Regions from separate parts of the Homo sapiens genome. Here region 1 is linked to region 2. Evidence: chromatin loops called from intact Hi-C (ENCODE). Cell type or tissue: heart left ventricle. All regions are shown on one strand. Region 1 overlaps LAMC1 (laminin subunit gamma 1). Region 2 overlaps LAMC1 (laminin subunit gamma 1).

What was found. Hi-C counts contacts between places; a loop is a spot of excess contacts. Peaks named below come from ENCODE experiments on the same cell type or tissue, not always from the same donor. Only the 100,000 strongest peaks of a DNase experiment are listed, where the experiment ranks them.
Region 1: it touches region 2 in a loop (2.3-fold over the local background); 10 of 110 quality-filtered maps call a loop at or near these places.

Annotation. Positions count from the first base shown.
Region 1 is chr1:183,040,469-183,045,468 of GRCh38, reverse strand. All of the region lies in intron 1 of LAMC1 (laminin subunit gamma 1), which reads right to left. Among named protein-coding and RNA genes, the nearest start is that of LAMC1, 20 kb to the right of the region's middle. RefSeq lists a silencer at 49-249. In heart left ventricle, no CTCF peak of the experiment used is centred here; no DNase peak of the experiment used is centred here; H3K4me3 peaks cover 763 bases; H3K27ac peaks cover 1,760 bases.
Region 2 is chr1:183,099,127-183,104,126 of GRCh38, reverse strand. LAMC1 (laminin subunit gamma 1) reads right to left here. Exons shown (of 28, transcript NM_002293.4): 2 at 495-799. Among named protein-coding and RNA genes, the nearest start is that of LAMC1-AS1, 40 kb to the left of the region's middle. In heart left ventricle, no CTCF peak of the experiment used is centred here; a DNase peak (open chromatin) is centred at 2,043; H3K4me3 peaks cover 275 bases; H3K27ac peaks cover 709 bases.

The DNA of each region.
Region 1 (5,000 bases), 59 kb after region 2:
CAATTACCACATATAGAATACCATTTTTACAAAGCTCAAAAACAAACAATACATTGTTTAGGAATTACAAAACTATTTTCTTTTAAAAGCAAAAGACTAAAACATAAAATCCATGGTAGTAGATACCTGGGGTGAGGAAAATTGGAAGAAATGTCCCTAGAGTTACTAATCTACTTCATATGGAAACTTTTATTTCTACTCCATATTTATGTGCACTAAAACAGAATACTTGGCTGCATAAACAATTATCTATTTTACCTTGTATTGACTTGCAAGTACAAAACAATAATTCATACTAATCAACTGGCCATATACATTTAAAACAAAAAAAGCCAAAAAAAAAAAACCTACTGAGAAGATTCTAGTTGTTACTGGTGAGCACTTGGTAATTATTAGCCTAGGTGACAACAGAATTTCCTCTCTGAGAAATAATCCCTGGGTTCACTGGAAATCAGTATTAAGAATGTACAAGGGAAGTATTACATTTTAATAACCTTCAAATGACAAGAAGAAGGCTTTAGTGGATCTTTTTTTTTTTTTAAGCATTGAGACACCAACTTCATGACACTTTACAATTAATATAACAGAAACGTTTAAAAGTCTCAGTGTGAGAAAATCTGCTACCCTAAAAAAAGAAAGGTATTTAACTTGGCATTGTGGATCCTGGAAAGGAAGACAACGCTTCTTAAAAAGAAACAATTTTGTGGTTGGTTTCAGTTATTTTCCAGTTCTTAAAGGAAAGTTCAACAGAACAGACAGGTCTTCTATTACTACTGTCCACAAAAGGGGGATGTCTTAAATCTTGAGGAAATAGCTCCGTGGCCTTTCTCCAATGATTAGTGAACACAGCTCTTCCAAACACCCTTCCAAAGCCATGGCCTGGATATATTTTTTTAATTTAGTCCTAGGTTTCTCTGTCAGTTTAGAATTGAATCTTCTGATTCATCAAAAGAGCCAAAGAATATTTAAATGCCTATCGTTTTACGAGTCAAGTACCCAGCTCTAAGTTACTGACCTAATGGTTTAAAACACGGTTCCCACGCTGGGTGCATATGAAAATAAATAAACATAAAAAAGATTCCCAAAGAAGATGGTATGCTCAAGTGACCAATGAGTGATACAGTAAGCACTGCTGTGTCACACTTCTAAGATGTGGGGAAGAATTTATAGAGAAGGCATTTTTCTTCCAAAAGAAACTAGGACAGTAAAGCCCAGAGGACAACATGATGTATTTTGGGCAAAGGACTCTGCACAAATAAAGAGAATGAGTTTGACTTTAAAAAAATAAAAAAGAAAGATGTCAATTCAAGGAGACTGTAATCTTTTAGAAAGCAAAAACCAAGCTGACAGAACACAACAGGCAAAAGCAATCATTTATAACCATTTACACAGTCATCCTCAAAACTGAGTGACTAAAGATTCCTAGACACTGATTTACTAAGGATTAAAAAAAACTGGACAGAAAGTTAGTTGTGATAAGCAGGTAGGTAAACAGATAAAGAGCAGACAAGAAGGACACAGACATCGCCAAAATTATCTGCTTCTGAAAACAAGAACAACAGAATAACTTTCAATTCAAAATGTATCTCAAATGAAATGGCTTTAACATAGCCAGGTTTCTCACAAAACTATGCATGGTAGTAATGTCATTAAAAATGACATTGCCTTTCTAAAATGATTTTTAAAAGGCAACACCTTTTTACAAAAATCAATGAAGCAACAACAAAAATTGAACGGATGTCCCTAGAGGAATAGAAATACTTTTCTAATAGGTCACTTTTTATCAGAATTCAACCCTATTTCTTTTCTTCTTTTAAACATTTATGTAATGCCCTATCTGTAGTTCTAAATATTGTTACCATAATTTCATAATCCATTCACTCAAATTGTTAGAACATGTCAAAATTCACCCTTTCAATGAAATGAAATTTCCTATTAAACTTTATCTGCTTATTTAGATAACCAATTTACCAGATGCCTATTGTTCACATTTTTATATAGTCTTCAGTAGTTTTATCACTATCTGTAAAAGTGATATAACTTACGTAATCAAATGTGATATAAGTCCATAATCCTTCATCTGTGATTCTCAATTCAAAAAGCCCTAAACAGCAGGAGATTTTCATAATGTGTGACAACAATACATGACCTAGTGTGAGGCTATGATAGCCTTTCATCAGTCTGTTTCGTACGAATACATTTTACTGCAGATATATTCAATTGCTTGGAGATGGGGGTCCTGCTGAGGGTGTTATGTAACATACACCCATCTTCCTAAATCTACTAGATCATAAGCACCCCACTCTAAGTTGGACACCTAATTAATGGTTAAAACATGATTCACAGCTGCCTTCAATGAACTCGCAATGAAGAAAAAGATAAATATACATTTAAGAAGATTCCACAACAAAACTGTATATGTTCAAGCCACAAAAAGCACTGATTTATCACTTCTGGAACTCTCATTCCTAAAAGACATCTGGATTTTAAAACAGCTCTGATTGGTCTGTCACAGCTGAAGGTAAACACCATCAGCATCGTCAAGTGAATTCAGACAATGCCCATGTGGGATGTGCTCCTCCGAGGCAGATAGACATAGAGCCCATCAGTGTAAGTACACAACACCAAGAAGGTACAGTGGGATCTCAGTGCCAGGAGAGGGCTGGGGGTGTGAAAATGGAAAAGGTCAAAGAATAAACCAATTCTGTAAAGTCAGGGAGTGAAGGCTGTGCACTAAGAGCAGAATGAGTACACACCCTTTCTTCAGAGGCTCTTTTACTGAAAAGCTAAAGTTGTGAGGATCCACAGTGAGCGTGGTCCCTATTTTTCTATATCCACTCCCTACAACTGCCAGCCACAGAATGGGAACCTCTGAAGACTCTCCAGAAAGACCAGAACTTGGGAGAAACCAGACTCTTCAGCACAGGAGTTGGCATGGCAGAGCTGTCTGCCAAAAATCTGTTCTCTCCCCACCAACCCATCCATCACTGTAATAGATCTGTGGCCAGGCACAAGACCACCCAGCTAGACCCCATTTTCCAGCCTCTACTGTGTTTATGAGGTGGCCAAGTGACTAAGCTCTCTCTGGTGGCAGATAATACACTTTCAGGTGTTATGGCACTTTGGGGAGGTAAGATTTTCAAGTGTTAAGATTTAGGCACACACTCCTCAATATCTTCCCAATTGGAAAGCACAGGGGCCTATCACCCAGCCTCAACCAGGCACATAAGAATGATACCCTAAAGGATCCCAGATTATTTCCAGGAAACACTCATGAGTCCCTGAATGTCAGCGTGGAGAACTACCCTGCTGTCCTGAACCACTGACCTCAGAATTACCACCTGAAGGAGAAACAAACTTCAATGATTTAAAACTGGGTTTTTATTTACTTTATTACTTTATACTGGGGCTCTTTGATACAGTGACTTACTCTTCATCTAACAATGCTGGTGAGGAAACTATACCATGTACTAGCCATCCTATTCTGCCTGATCAATTTTAAAAACCCTATCTACAAGGCAAATTCCATCATGGGAAAACCTAAACAAAATTGCTGTTTCTTGCACTCATCTGCATTCTGTGTCCATAGCCTCAAAGAAATAGAAATTCACTCATTCAGCAAACTTTTTTGAACCCCTACTACCATATAAAAGGTATTATGCCGTACACTAGGGGCATAAAAGTCAGTGGGGTGGTGGAGGGGAAGCCAATGAAATCCTCCCTAGGTCAGGTCCTTTGTACTGCATGCTTTTTTACCCAGAACTTAAGCTCTAGGTCTTCTCTGCCCTGTCTCCGGTACTATGCAGTACCTTTTGTGTAACAGGTGCTTAATAAATCTTTGTAAATGAATGAATTAAGAAATCTATGGATTCGTCTTGTCTTTGATGAACTCAGCTAATGGGGGAAAGAGAGAAAACAATACAATATAGCACCCCTCACATCCTAGGTATGCAATATGCTTACTGGATTTTAGAAGTGAGTGGACGTATAAACATCAAATGACATAAAGGCAAGTGCTCTGGAGGGAACAGAGGAATTAGAAATTAGCAAAATCTTCTTGGAGGAGTTGAAATTTGTCAGGAGTTTTAAAGATGATTAGGAAGTAGCCAAAGGAAAAAACAGAAAAGTAAAGAGTCAAGAAAAAAATGTAGTAGTACCCACACGGTGGGAGCATGTTTACTATGAACAGTTTACCATGACTGAAATTAAAGGCAGGGGAATAAGATGCACAGAACTTGTACTCCTTTGAATACTATCACTTCCATTAATTAAGCCTGACACAGTACTCTTTTCTGTAGCATTTGCATCACCCCACTTGCTTAATATAAATTGCTATGAAACCAGAGCTCCCCCTTCTTTGACTTCCAGATTTAATTTTCATTTTTAAATCTAAAATCAGGATTTATTTGACTATTTCTGGTAAGTCATTTATCACATAAACAAGGAATCCCAAGGTCATAAGGAATCTTCACGGTCACCAGATCAACATTCTGGGAAGCATTTATTTTGATCTTCTATAGTCATATCTCCTTTGCAATCACATGGAATTTCTATCCTTCTCTCACGGCACTTCATGTTTTGTCTCAGAGAAAATTTGTTGATACACACATTCTTACTCTCCCACTGGACTGCATGCTCTTTAAGTGCAACCTACATTCTTCTTTATCTCATATTCCTCCAGTGCTCAATCATCAAAAGCTCTGCATAAAATCATCTTTTAATCCAATTCTGTCAGCTCTAGCAGCCTCTGTCAAGTCCCACCTATGTGCTCACCCCGGGTTACAGCCTCAGGGTTACCTTCAGTCAAGATGAGCTGCTCCAGCCTTTCTCCTGAAACCCAGTCAAGCCACAGGCAGAGCCTCTCTCCTCTTTTTAACACTAATGATGCCACATTATATCCTTTTTTTTCCCTCCACTTCTATTTTACGAAGATTTAATACCCTGATTTTTAAAAAATGGAACAAGTTCCAAATAAACAAACCAACTTGTTTGTAAGCTAT
Region 2 (5,000 bases):
TCAAAATTTTCTTGTGTAAAAATGAAAGAAGATGGCATTCTTAAATATCTTGCTTCAACGGTTCCCCTTTGCTAATTTTAAAAAATACATTTTATTTTGTCAAATCAAAAAATAGGCAAGAAAAGATCCAAGAAATCTGGGTAATTAGGTCAAATGTTCTCTTCAAAAGGTCAGAAGGAAAATGTTTCCACCTCAGGTACAGAGACTAACGTTAAAATTGTTTGACTTTTTAAAAAATGTGTAAAGTTTACATCCCAGAATAGATCTGCAAGTGCATAAGAACAAACATCAACCAGGCAGCAGGAACAAAACTACTTTCCTTCACTTATTAATAGTACACAGAGAGCAGAATCAAGCTCTCTGTCTGTGTTGCTCAAGTATTCTACTCTGACCCCGTACCTCAGAAGTGGGACCACAAGCCCCACTACAATAATCTTCCCACACCTCGCATGTTGTAGAACTAGCTGGCTTCAGGCCAACCTGTGAGAATTTACCTGCAGCACAGGGCTATTGTCAAAGTTATAGGCGCTGGGCCTTCCTTCCAGGGTAGAAAAGGCCACGTTGCCCCCAGTGAGGGGAGAAATGTCACTGAATTCATCAGTACACAAGGCCTGCTGCTCGTCCCCTCCTGTCCTGATGAAGCCGCGGTTTGCCTTGGAGTAGGTGTTCTCACAGGAACCACTGTAGTACTGGTAAGGAATCCAGGGCCCGTCTTCCCGTGTGCGCTTGTAAATGGCAAAGCTCTCCGGGCGGCTGGTGTGGAACTTGAGACGCACATAGGTGATGTCAAAAGCTTTTCCTGTGGGACAAACACATCAAAGGTCATAAATCATACGTATGAAGCAAACAAATGCCCTCTATTCCCAGCTTAGTTTGGAACTTGACAAAGGATATAAATCTCCTTGTACACATCAAACCAAGAAGACAGGCTATTCTAAAACAGAAAACTACGTATTTTCCCCCAAAATGACAAACTGCAGTTGGGTCCATAAGTTGGCTCATAAAGGCCTGTCGTGATGTGCATTGTGGAAATGTTGTGTGCAATGAAAACTGGCGGCGTATGTTAGTACTGTACTTATACTATTAATTAAAACTAAAGTTGAATAAAAAGTACGTTTATTCTTAATGCTGGTACTTCAGCAAAAGCTTAATTAAAAGATACAAAAGCAAATATATGCTAACTTTCTAAATGGGTCTCCAGGCCCTTTAAGACTTTAAAAAAACCTCATTCTCTATTAACTGTAACGTTACTCTTGACGCAGAAAGAATATCATCAGCTCTATTCTTCTACTTATCTACCAAGTTAAGATACAGACATTTGAAGAAGGGAGGACAGTGTTTGAGAGATGTAGCAGGGAGTAGAATAAGAAAGAGGAAAAAAAATTCCTTCAGTGGATGAACAATGAAATGGGGGAAAAAAGACAAAGGGAGAAAGGAGGTTTAAAAAGGTTGTTTCAATATGTTCAAAAGAGAATATATGAGAAATGAGCTCTGAGCAGAGAGGAAAAGACAGCAGTCACTGGGGCAGACAGTTCCCTGCAAAAGCCAGAGTGTGGTCTTATGGTCAGGATGGCTTGGTTGCCAGCCAGTGTGTCTTCACATGGGTAAAATATAAAATCACCATTCATTCACACATTGGGTCTTGCTAACTCTAACAATATCTATACTTTGCTACTTCTATGTTATAGTGAAGATCCCAGTTTGGTCAACAAGAATTTGTTGGGCACAAATCTATGCTCAGCTCTATGCTATATACATCAGGGGACAGAATGTGTGAAGACACAGAGATCCCTGTATTCAAGGAGCTTACAGTTTTTTCTCCCTAAGCCAATTAATTCAAGAACCATCCCAACCCTCTCCTACAAAACCCACAGAACAGCAACTTCTGTGCTCTCAGAAGTGTTGAGGAGAGACTTCTGCCACTTTCACTTCCTCGTACCCACTAGTCCCTGAGAGACAAGGAGCGATTCCTCATGTGTGGCCTGGACCCCGCTTTGTCTCTCTCTGGCTGCCGGCTGGAGTCCCCCTCTCTCCTCTCCTGCACTCAGTGCAACACAGTGGGGCTCTGCCTCTGTGTGGGGTGGGGCCTGCCGCTGTCCTGCTGCTGGATCTGGGAGTAAGTGGGTGAGGTCAATTCAGGGAGGAAAAGAGCAGAAAGCCCATGCGAGCTATGTGTCCAGGCCACATTCTTCAACTGAGCGTTCTCTATAATAAAACTGACAGGATGAGCAATATCCGACTATTTCTCAACTGGCCCAGATCTTAGAGGAGGTTGGATTAACTGTCCCCCACATACATGAAACATACTTGCACACACATTAGCTTCAACATAAAGCCATGTGGCATAACAGAAAGAACACAGGATGGGGCATTTTGAGACCTGAGTTCAGGTCCTGACTCCCTCCTTTACTAACCATATGATTTCTGCTCTGCCATTTTCTCTTTGTAAAAATGAAGACAATCCCTGCCCCACCGACTTCAAGAGTTGTTGGAAGGTCAAACTAAGATCTACACATACTTGACTAATTGTAAAATTCTATACAAATATAAGGCATTACCACAATAGGGTTTATAAAGAAAATCCCTGAACTGGGATTCTGAATACGTTCACATAAAAGGACCTGACTGTTCCTGGTACAGTTACTAAAGGATACTATACAAACATGAATATTCTATCTAGGATGCAGTGCATTTTGCCTAGACACAAGTCACACAAATACAGTTTACACACTTTCTGTTAAAAGAATGCAAGTTTTACCTGTATCTCTTTGTTGCGTCAAAAATGTCAAGACATCACCTTTGAATGAGGGCGAGGTTATAGTACAGTATCTGTGGCATTCCAGAGACTCACTATCTAAGACATTACAGAATGGTTAAACAATGTAATTTTACTCATGAGTAGGTGGCCTCGACTGTTCAAAGGCTTGCTCACTAGTCTGTAGATTATAGATTATCCTTCTTTCTCTATTTTCTCTCTATCCTTCTGATATCTCATTGTTCTTTAGCAACCCAACGGCAGCAGACTGGGCCAAAGGAGAGAAGGTAAAATCAATCAAGGCATCCTGTGTTCCAATCAACATCTGTACTACAAAGCCACCCTCTGAAAGAACCAGGCATATGTCTCTTGCTGCAGCCACAGACACAGAGCCACAAGTAGCAAAATGTCCAGAAAGCAATTATGCTAGCATTAAACTCTGATGCAGTCTACTTGCAGGTGCTGGCCTGGCCTTGCTGGCACTGAGCTTCATTTGCAGGGCTACCTTTCTTATGCCAATCTACAGCCACAGCTGGAAATGAGGGAGCTCTGTGGCAGTCTGTATGGAGGCTCACACACCTCCATGACAAGAGAGTCACGTGCACCACCCTCAGAGTTGCAGTCAACCCAACGGCGCATACAGACAACTGCAATTTACAACTCATCATGAGATGACTCCATGACAGGGGAAGTACATCATGTTTGGAAAGCATGGAGAAGATCATCTAACCCAGATTTATGAGTTCAAGAAATGCTTCCTAGAGGAAGTGGCATCTAAATCCAAGACATGAGGAATGCTTAGAATGAGCTAAGCAAACAGGGACCCATCATCCAGGCACATGAAATGGCATGTATGAAAGCCCAGAGAACACAGAGGAGTGATCACCATAGGAATTAGAGTTGTCTAGGGTAGCTAGAACTACAGAAGTGGCTGGAGATGAGGCAAACAAGAAGCAGAGCACACCAGGCTACGGTCATGTTTAAGGAGCAACTTCAGCTTAAAGGCAATGGCCAGCCACTGAAGGCATTAAACCAGAAAATACATGATCAGGTTTGATTTTTTAGAAAGATCAGTGTGGAGATTAGGTTGGAAGGGACAGGAACGAAGATGGGGAGGTCAAGATGTGGCAGTAATCCAGGAGAGATGACAGAGGTTGAACTAAGAATGGGAACAGAGGAATGGAGAGAAATGAATGGACCTCAGTGAGGTGTAGGAAGCCGTTTTCAATAGTAACTTAGTAACTGATGTACTACAAAGGCGATAGGGAGCTGCTTTTGAAAGGCTCCTCAACTTGTCGCTGTTAGTACCCTGTTTCATTGTCAAAGCTGCTTTTTCCCATTCCATGAGGTGGAAGGATTAAGAATAACATTCAGTTTTCTAGTTTCAAATGAACCAAGTGGAGGGTAGTACTACTCACTGAAATAGAGAACAGAGAAGCGTGGGCAGGACTGGAGGCAGGCGCAGGGGCAGGATGGGAAGATGAATTCAGTTTCCGATACACTAGTTCTGGGATGCCTGCAGGTCAGTAGATGAGGAAATGTCTGTAGGGAGCTGGATGTGAGCAGTTTGACGGGCCAAGAGAGATGTCTGAGTTAGAGACAGAGACTTGGGACTCACTAGTATGCAGATGGACACTGGAGACTTGAGTACAGTTGAAGCATATGGAGCAAGTGTGTTCCGTGACAGCTGACTTCTGAGACCACCCTGAGGTGCACAAACATTCACAGCACACACAGAGGAAGATGACAGAGGAGGCTATGAGGGGGCAGCCAGAGGGAGGAAGGCAAGTAAAAGAATAAAAATGCCACAGAAGCCAAGGAAAGATGGTTTTGAGGAGGGAGGAATCAATGGGGTTCAAATCTGCTAGGAGAGTCAAGTAAGATAATGACTAAGAAGTATCCATCAGCTTCAAGCCACAGAGGTCACAGCTGCACCAAAAGCAGTGCCAGGGACAAGATGGCAGTGGTTGGAATTGAGAATGGGCCGGGCTCAGTAGCTAAGGCCTGTAATCCCAGTACTTTGGGAGGCCGAGGCAGGCAGATCACTTGAGGTCAGGAGTTCGAGACTAGCCTGGCCAACATGGTGAAACCCTGTCTCTCCTAAAAATTCAAAAAATTAGCCAGGCGTGGTGGTACGCGCCTGTAATCCCAGCTACTCAGGAGGATGAGGTGGGAGAATTGCTGGAACTCAGGAGGCGGAGGTTGCAGTGAGCCGAGATCGCGACATTGCACTCCAGCCTAGGCA